2 separate regions of the Homo sapiens genome follow, and region 2 is linked to region 1. A link is a contact called in ENCODE Hi-C or POLR2A ChIA-PET data. All regions are on one chromosome and are shown on one strand. The core of a region is the stretch at or near the end of the contact, and the rest is flanking DNA. Distances in the headings are between cores, read along the strand shown.

Region 1 (3,131 bases), core at 308-2,807:
CTTCGCCTTGGGGAGAGGGATCCCCTGTCCTCCAGCGCCAACAGGACTCCCGCAACAGGGAAAGTGAGGGGCACAGGGCCTCTCTCAGGCTGGGGGCCAAGAGGGCTTCTCCAGGATGGCGAGGGGCAGAGTCCTGGATGTGATGGGGGGGACAGGATGCCCCCTGAGGGAGGGAGGCAGGCAGGCAGAGAGGCACTGCGACCTGGACCACCTGACCTGATAGGCTGGGGGGCTGGACTGACTGTGACCAGGAAGGTGGTCTTTGCCTTAATGGCATGAAGGAGCTCTGGCAGAGGGGAGATCTGCTGGGGGCAGGTGGGCATGCAAGCAAAAGGTGGGGCCCTAACTGGACAGGGCTGGGCTTGGAGGAAGACGGCCCGGGACTCAGTGATCCACTGGATGTGGGAAAAGGATGGCAGCAGCTCCTTCACCCAACACATATGCCTCATGCCTGTAATCCCCATGCTTTGGGAAGCCAAGGCAGGAGGATCGGTTGAGGCCAGAAGTTCAAGACCAGCCTGGGCAACAGTGAGACGTCGTCTCTACAAAAAAATTTAAACATTAGCCAGGTGTGGTGGTGTGCACCTGTGGTCCCAGCTACTGGGGCGGGGGCTGAGGCAGGAGGATCGCTTGAGCCCAGGAGGTTGAGGCTGCAGTGAGCTGTGACCATGCCACTGCACTCCAGCCTGGGCGACAGCAAGACCCTGTCTCAAAAACAAAACAAAACAAAATATTCCTTGTGAACCTACCATGTGCCTGGTGCTAAGTGAGGCAATACAGCCTCTTGTGCCGTGGCCTGGCATGGGAGAAGGTGACACCCTAGGAGGTGGGGAAGGCTGAGCTTAGGCAGATGGAGACTCCAAGGAGGTGCCCTCCCTGGAAAAAACCCCAAGGAGGAAGCCTGCTTTGAGAGGCTCTCTCAAGTTCTCACTCAGCTCCTTCTCCTACCTCCCTGCGCCCGGCCTCTGCGCTCCTTGCTCCCTCCTCCTCGGCCCAGCTATCTCCTCCTTCAAGTGGTAGCATGAAAGCCACCACTTCCAGGAAGCCTTCCCTGATCCCCAGGGCAACCAAGGAGTTCCACTGCCAAGAGGGTCGGATTGGGCGGGCGGGAAGGATGGGGCCCAGCAATGCTTCCTTGAAAGGATGAGTGGTGCCCCCTCAGATGTCCCTCCCGCGGCCCCTCCCCGGCCTGGGGGCTCACTGGGTCTGGGAACCCGCGATCCGGCGGGCGGACAAGCGGCCGCCCGGGAGATCGGCGGGAGGCGGGGGCGGGGCTCCGGGGCGGGGCCGGCAGCGCGGAAGATGGTGGGCGGGGCGCGGGTCGTGGGCCGGGCCGCCGGCGGGGGCGCGGGGGACGCGGGGGCGCGGGCTCACCTGGCGGTAATGCAGCGTGAGCGGCCGCAGGTAGGGTGAGGCGGCGCAGCGGCCCACGGACGCCCCCTCGATGCGCTCCATGGCGGCGCCCGGACAGGCGGGGGCCGCGAGCTCTGCGGGGGCCGACACGGGGCGGCGCCCTGTCCCGACAGGAGCCTTCGGGCGGGCGCGTGACCGCGGCTCTGAGCATGCTCCGTGGGCGCGCGGGGCGGGGCGGCCGAGGTGGGCGGGGCGGCCGAGGTGGGCGGGGCTCGCAGGTGCCACCTGTCGGGTGCCGCGCGCCTCGGGGCGCTGGTCGCCGCGGTGCCAGGGAAGCCGCGCAGGCACGTGGGCGTCGCCCGGGGGAAGGACTGGCCGGGTCGACCCCGGCCGCCGGGCGGGGCCAGCCGGGCCGGGGTACAGTGCTTGGGTGGGACTCGGGACCTCTTGGCTGGGGGAGGGAGGGCCTGGCGGTGGTTGGAGCTAAGGGCCTGCAGCTTTGGGGTGCGATGGGCCGAGCGGATGCCTCCCCACTCTGGGGATGGACCACAACCCCGAGATTAAGTTACTCCAGGGGTCCGCGGGCGGGGCCGGGGGCGGGGCAGCCCCCCAGGGAGGGAGGGACTGTGGGCCCAGGAAGAAAATCACAGGAGACCAAAGAGAGAGGGCCCTGGAAGGAAGCTAGGGGAGAGGAGAGTAGGGAGCTGGAGGGGCCAGAGCTTGGGCCGAGGGGGCCTCCCCTCGAGGTTCCTGGTGGCGAGGGTGGCTGGGAGCTGCCACGCTGTCTCTGGAGCTGTCCCTCCTCCACTCAAAAGCCAGCTGCCCTTCCCTCCCCCTGCAAGTCCTACCTTGATGACGGCCCTTCCTGGGTGTGGGAGGGTCCCAGGCAGCTTCAGTGCTTCCTTGGGCATGGATTCCAAGGACCCCCTCCAAATGCCACCACGGCCTCCACGGGGGCAGGAAACAATATTGAGGCCCACACTGGCCCTGAACCCTGACCTGCACCTGCTTTCTGAACTATGGCCCAGGGGACATGCTCAGGGTGGACTGGCCATGTGAGCTTGAAATCGACTCCCAGTTCCCTGTTAACTATTGCCGTGTAACAAAACACTCCTCCAAAGCTTAGTGCCTTAAAGCACCCCGTTATCGCCTGGCCTGTGGGTTGCCCAGCTCAGCCAGGCAGCCCTGTCTTGGGGTCTCTCTGCAGTTGTAATCAGGTGGCAGCTGGGGCTGGAGTCGTCTGAAGGCCAAACGGGGTGGACCGTCCAGGATGGCCTCTTCGCCCCCGCCCTCAGTTGGGTGGCTGGAACAGCTAGGGCCGGCTGGCCTCCCATGTGGCTGGCGTGGGCTTCCCTGCAGCATGGTGGTCTCGGGGTAGTTGGATTCTCCCGTGGCAGCTGGCTCCCTCCAGAGCACGTTCACCAGGCCAGGCCAAGCTGCCAGGCTTTGTGTGACCTGGCCTCAGATGTCATATGGTGTCATTCCTGGGGCATCCTGTGGGTCAGAAAGTCCTGGGCCTCCGGCAGATTCCAGGGGAGGGACATCACCAGGTGGGAACGCTGGGGAGCACGGTCATGAAGCCAGCATCCAAGTCCAGCTGTCACCGCCCCAGTAGCTCTACAGGGGCCTGTGTCTCCCTGCTTTAGCCATTCCGCCTGGTGTCCCGGAAGCCAGAGCGCCCAGCCCAGAAGCTGGCCCCACCCTACCCCACAGCCAGGCAGGCCTCTTCCTCCGGTGCACGAGGGGCCCAGGGTAAGCGCGCACCCTGGCATGTCGCG
Region 2 (2,758 bases), core at 197-2,696, 100 kb after region 1:
GCGTGACCCTGAGCCCAGGTGTGTGGATACAGCCTGCGTGACCCTGAGCCCAGGTGTGCGGATACAGCCTGCGTGACCCTGAGCCCAGGTGTGTGGATACAGCCTGCGTGACCCTGAGCCCGGGTGTGTGGATACAGGCTGCGTGATCCTGAGCCCAGGTGTGCAGGTGGAGGCCGTGTGATCCTGAGCCCGGGTGTGTGGATACAGCCTGCGTGATCCTGAGCCCGGGTGTGTGGATACAGCCTGCGTGACCCTGAGCCCGGGTGTGTGGATACAGCCTGTGTGATCCTGAGCCCGGGTGTGTGGATACAGCCTGCGTGATCCTGAGCCCAGGTGTGCGGATACAGCCTGTGTGACCCTGAGCCCGGGTGTGTGGATACAGGCTGCGTGATCCTGAGCCCAGGTGTGAGGTGGAGGCCGTGTGATCCTGAGCCCGGGTGTGTGGATACAGCCTGCGTGACCCTGAGCCCAGGTGTGCGGATACAGCCTGCGTGACCCTGAGCCCGGGTGTGTGGACAGAGCCTGCGTGATCCTGAGCCCGGGTGTGTGGACAGAGCCTGCGTGATCCTGATGAGTCGATGTGGGGCGGCTGACTGCAGCTCGTGCACCACAGTGGAGGGGGGCACTGACGGGGTCAGGGGAAGCTGTGTGGTGGGAGGTGCTCAGAGTCTACAGGAACTCTCTGCCGATCCATTTTGCTGTGAACCTAAAATGCTCTAAAAATTACAAGTCTTTTTTTTTTTTTTAAATTCCTTTCTATATGATTCCCACTGTATGAAGCAGAAAACCAAGTGAAGCCAGTGGGCAGCAGGTGCTTTCTGAGCTGCTGCAGGCCTGACTCATGTGGATTTGTCAGGTGGTTCATGGAAGGTCAGCACATTTCATGCACTTTACTATGCGTGCTATACTAGGAAAAACAGACCAAGAGAACAGAAAAAGAATTTCCCTGAGAAACGCGTCCCAAACGAAAGGCTCATCAGGTCAATGAAGAGAGCCCCACCTAGCGGCATTTCAGAACCGTCGCTTCAGAACATCAAAGAAATCATCCCAAAAGGCCTGAGATTTTAAAAACAGAGATCAAAACACACTGGCATTCAACGTCTCTTGCTGGTGGACCCGGAGCAGATGCTCCCCACATTCCATGGGGTGCCTGTCTCAACCCCTTGGCAACCATCCCAGGGGGAAGGGGCAGGAGTTTCTCTCTCCCAGACCCTTTCTCTAAATACAGTCTCAGCGTGTCCCCAGCAAACCAAAGGAGGGGCCTGTGACCTCGCAGGGTGCACGGAGGCAAGCAGAGGAGACAGAGTCCTCGCAGAACATGACTGTCGCTGCGGGCAGGAAGGGTGGCCCGTGAGTTTATTTCCATCTTTGCAGTTTTCTAAGAAAGGCAATCAAGACTTCACCAAAACAGTAACAGTCGGAAGCTACATTCACAGATTTCCACCAAACCTGGCAGGCTGGGTGGCGGGCGGGAGTGGAGGCCGTGGGCCAAGCTTGCAGCGGGACCAGGGCTGATATGAAAACTTCAACCAAGGCGGTATGGGGAGAACAAAGGAGAATAAACAAAATTTAAACAAACATAACCCATGATAAATCAATCAATCAAAATAAAGGGTTTTTTAAAAGTAAGATAAATACAGCCAGGTGTAGTGGCTCACACCTCTAATTCAAGCACTTTGGGAGGCCAAGGCGGGTGGATCACCTGAGGTCAGGAGTTCGAGATAAGCCTGGCCAACATGGCAAAACCACGTCTCTACTAAAAATACAAAAATTAGCCGGGCGTGATGGTGGGCACTTGTAACTCCAGCTACTCGGGAGGCTGAGGCAGGAGAGTAGCTTGAACCCAGGAGGCGGAGGTTGCAGTGAGCCCAGATCGCGCCACTGCACTCCAGCCTGGGTGACAGAGCGAGACTCCATCTCAAAAAACAAACAAACAAACAAAAGGTAAGATAAATACGAAATACAAAATAAGAGGCAGGAAGAGCCCAAAGCATCAGAAATGTGCCAGTTATAATGGGCCAAAATCCCCTCTTGTGTCTCCAGAAGTATTTGAAAAATACGTTAGGATCTGCCTCACAGACATGCTCCCAGGACACTCGACAGCAAGGAGGTACGGCGGGCCCAGCCAGCCAAGGCAGAGGAGGACATCACTGCCACAGCAGGGGGCCTGACTGGCAGCAAAAGGGACGACTCCGGCGAAAAGTCAGCAGGAAACAGGACAGGGGCTGGACCAATGGCCTCCCTCAGCCCCACACCCCACCCAGGCAGGAGCGGTGCCTGGCCCGGGGCAGGCGGGTGGGAGAGCTCACTGAGTGGGCAGCAGGGCATGGCCCCTGATGCTGCAGGTACCCAGGCTGCAGCTGCAGAACCTCAGGTGGGAACCCAGGTACAAAGATCAGCATAGGGTCCCCCAGAACCACCCATCCCCAGTAAGACTCAAGAGGGGTGGGGGCCCCGCAGCTTCCCCCACACAGTGAGTGGGGTCCACGGGGCCTCCTGGGCCTGCAGGTCACAACCTTCACTGACACTCACCCCTAATTAGGGAGCATGTATGTTCCAATTTTCATTTCTTTCTTGAACCAAAGGTATTTAAAAGGCTTTTGAAAAGGTAAGATGAGCCATTTCTCTTTCTCTGTTGTTGGTTTCCAATCCTATTGCAATGCACGCGTCTGCACCGACACTACTCTTTGCAATTTGTATAGGTCTGAGGCACGACCAACTCTAGTAAAGATACCGCGAGTTTTTGGGAAAATACAGA

Evidence for each region. Hi-C counts contacts between places; a loop is a spot of excess contacts on that map. ChIA-PET counts read pairs that join two places held with the same protein, here RNA polymerase II (POLR2A). Pooled maps may share reads with other maps.
Region 2: a pooled map shows a loop between it and region 1 (2.2-fold over the local background). The contact joins the enhancer-like site here to the promoter of NUDT14 in region 1. A Hi-C loop is called at or near these places in 2 of 50 pooled maps. POLR2A ChIA-PET finds 5 or more read pairs at or near these places in 5 of 52 experiments (AG04450, Caco-2, H1 and 2 more).

The regions. Positions count from the first base shown.
Region 1 is chr14:105,179,755-105,182,885 of GRCh38, forward strand. NUDT14 (nudix hydrolase 14) reads right to left here and starts at 1,558. Exons shown (of 5, transcript NM_177533.5): 1 at 1,375-1,558. The coding sequence starts at 1,455. RefSeq lists a silencer at 1,258-1,727.
Region 2 is chr14:105,281,013-105,283,770 of GRCh38, forward strand. The region is part of intron 2 of BRF1 (BRF1 general transcription factor IIIB subunit); the gene reads right to left. Among named protein-coding and RNA genes, the nearest start is that of BRF1, 19 kb to the right of the region's middle. RefSeq lists an enhancer at 2,015-2,556. Within about 2 kb of position 1,447, at least 2 of the 41 ENCODE cell types and tissues checked have a DNase peak (open chromatin) inside an H3K27ac peak, as active enhancers do.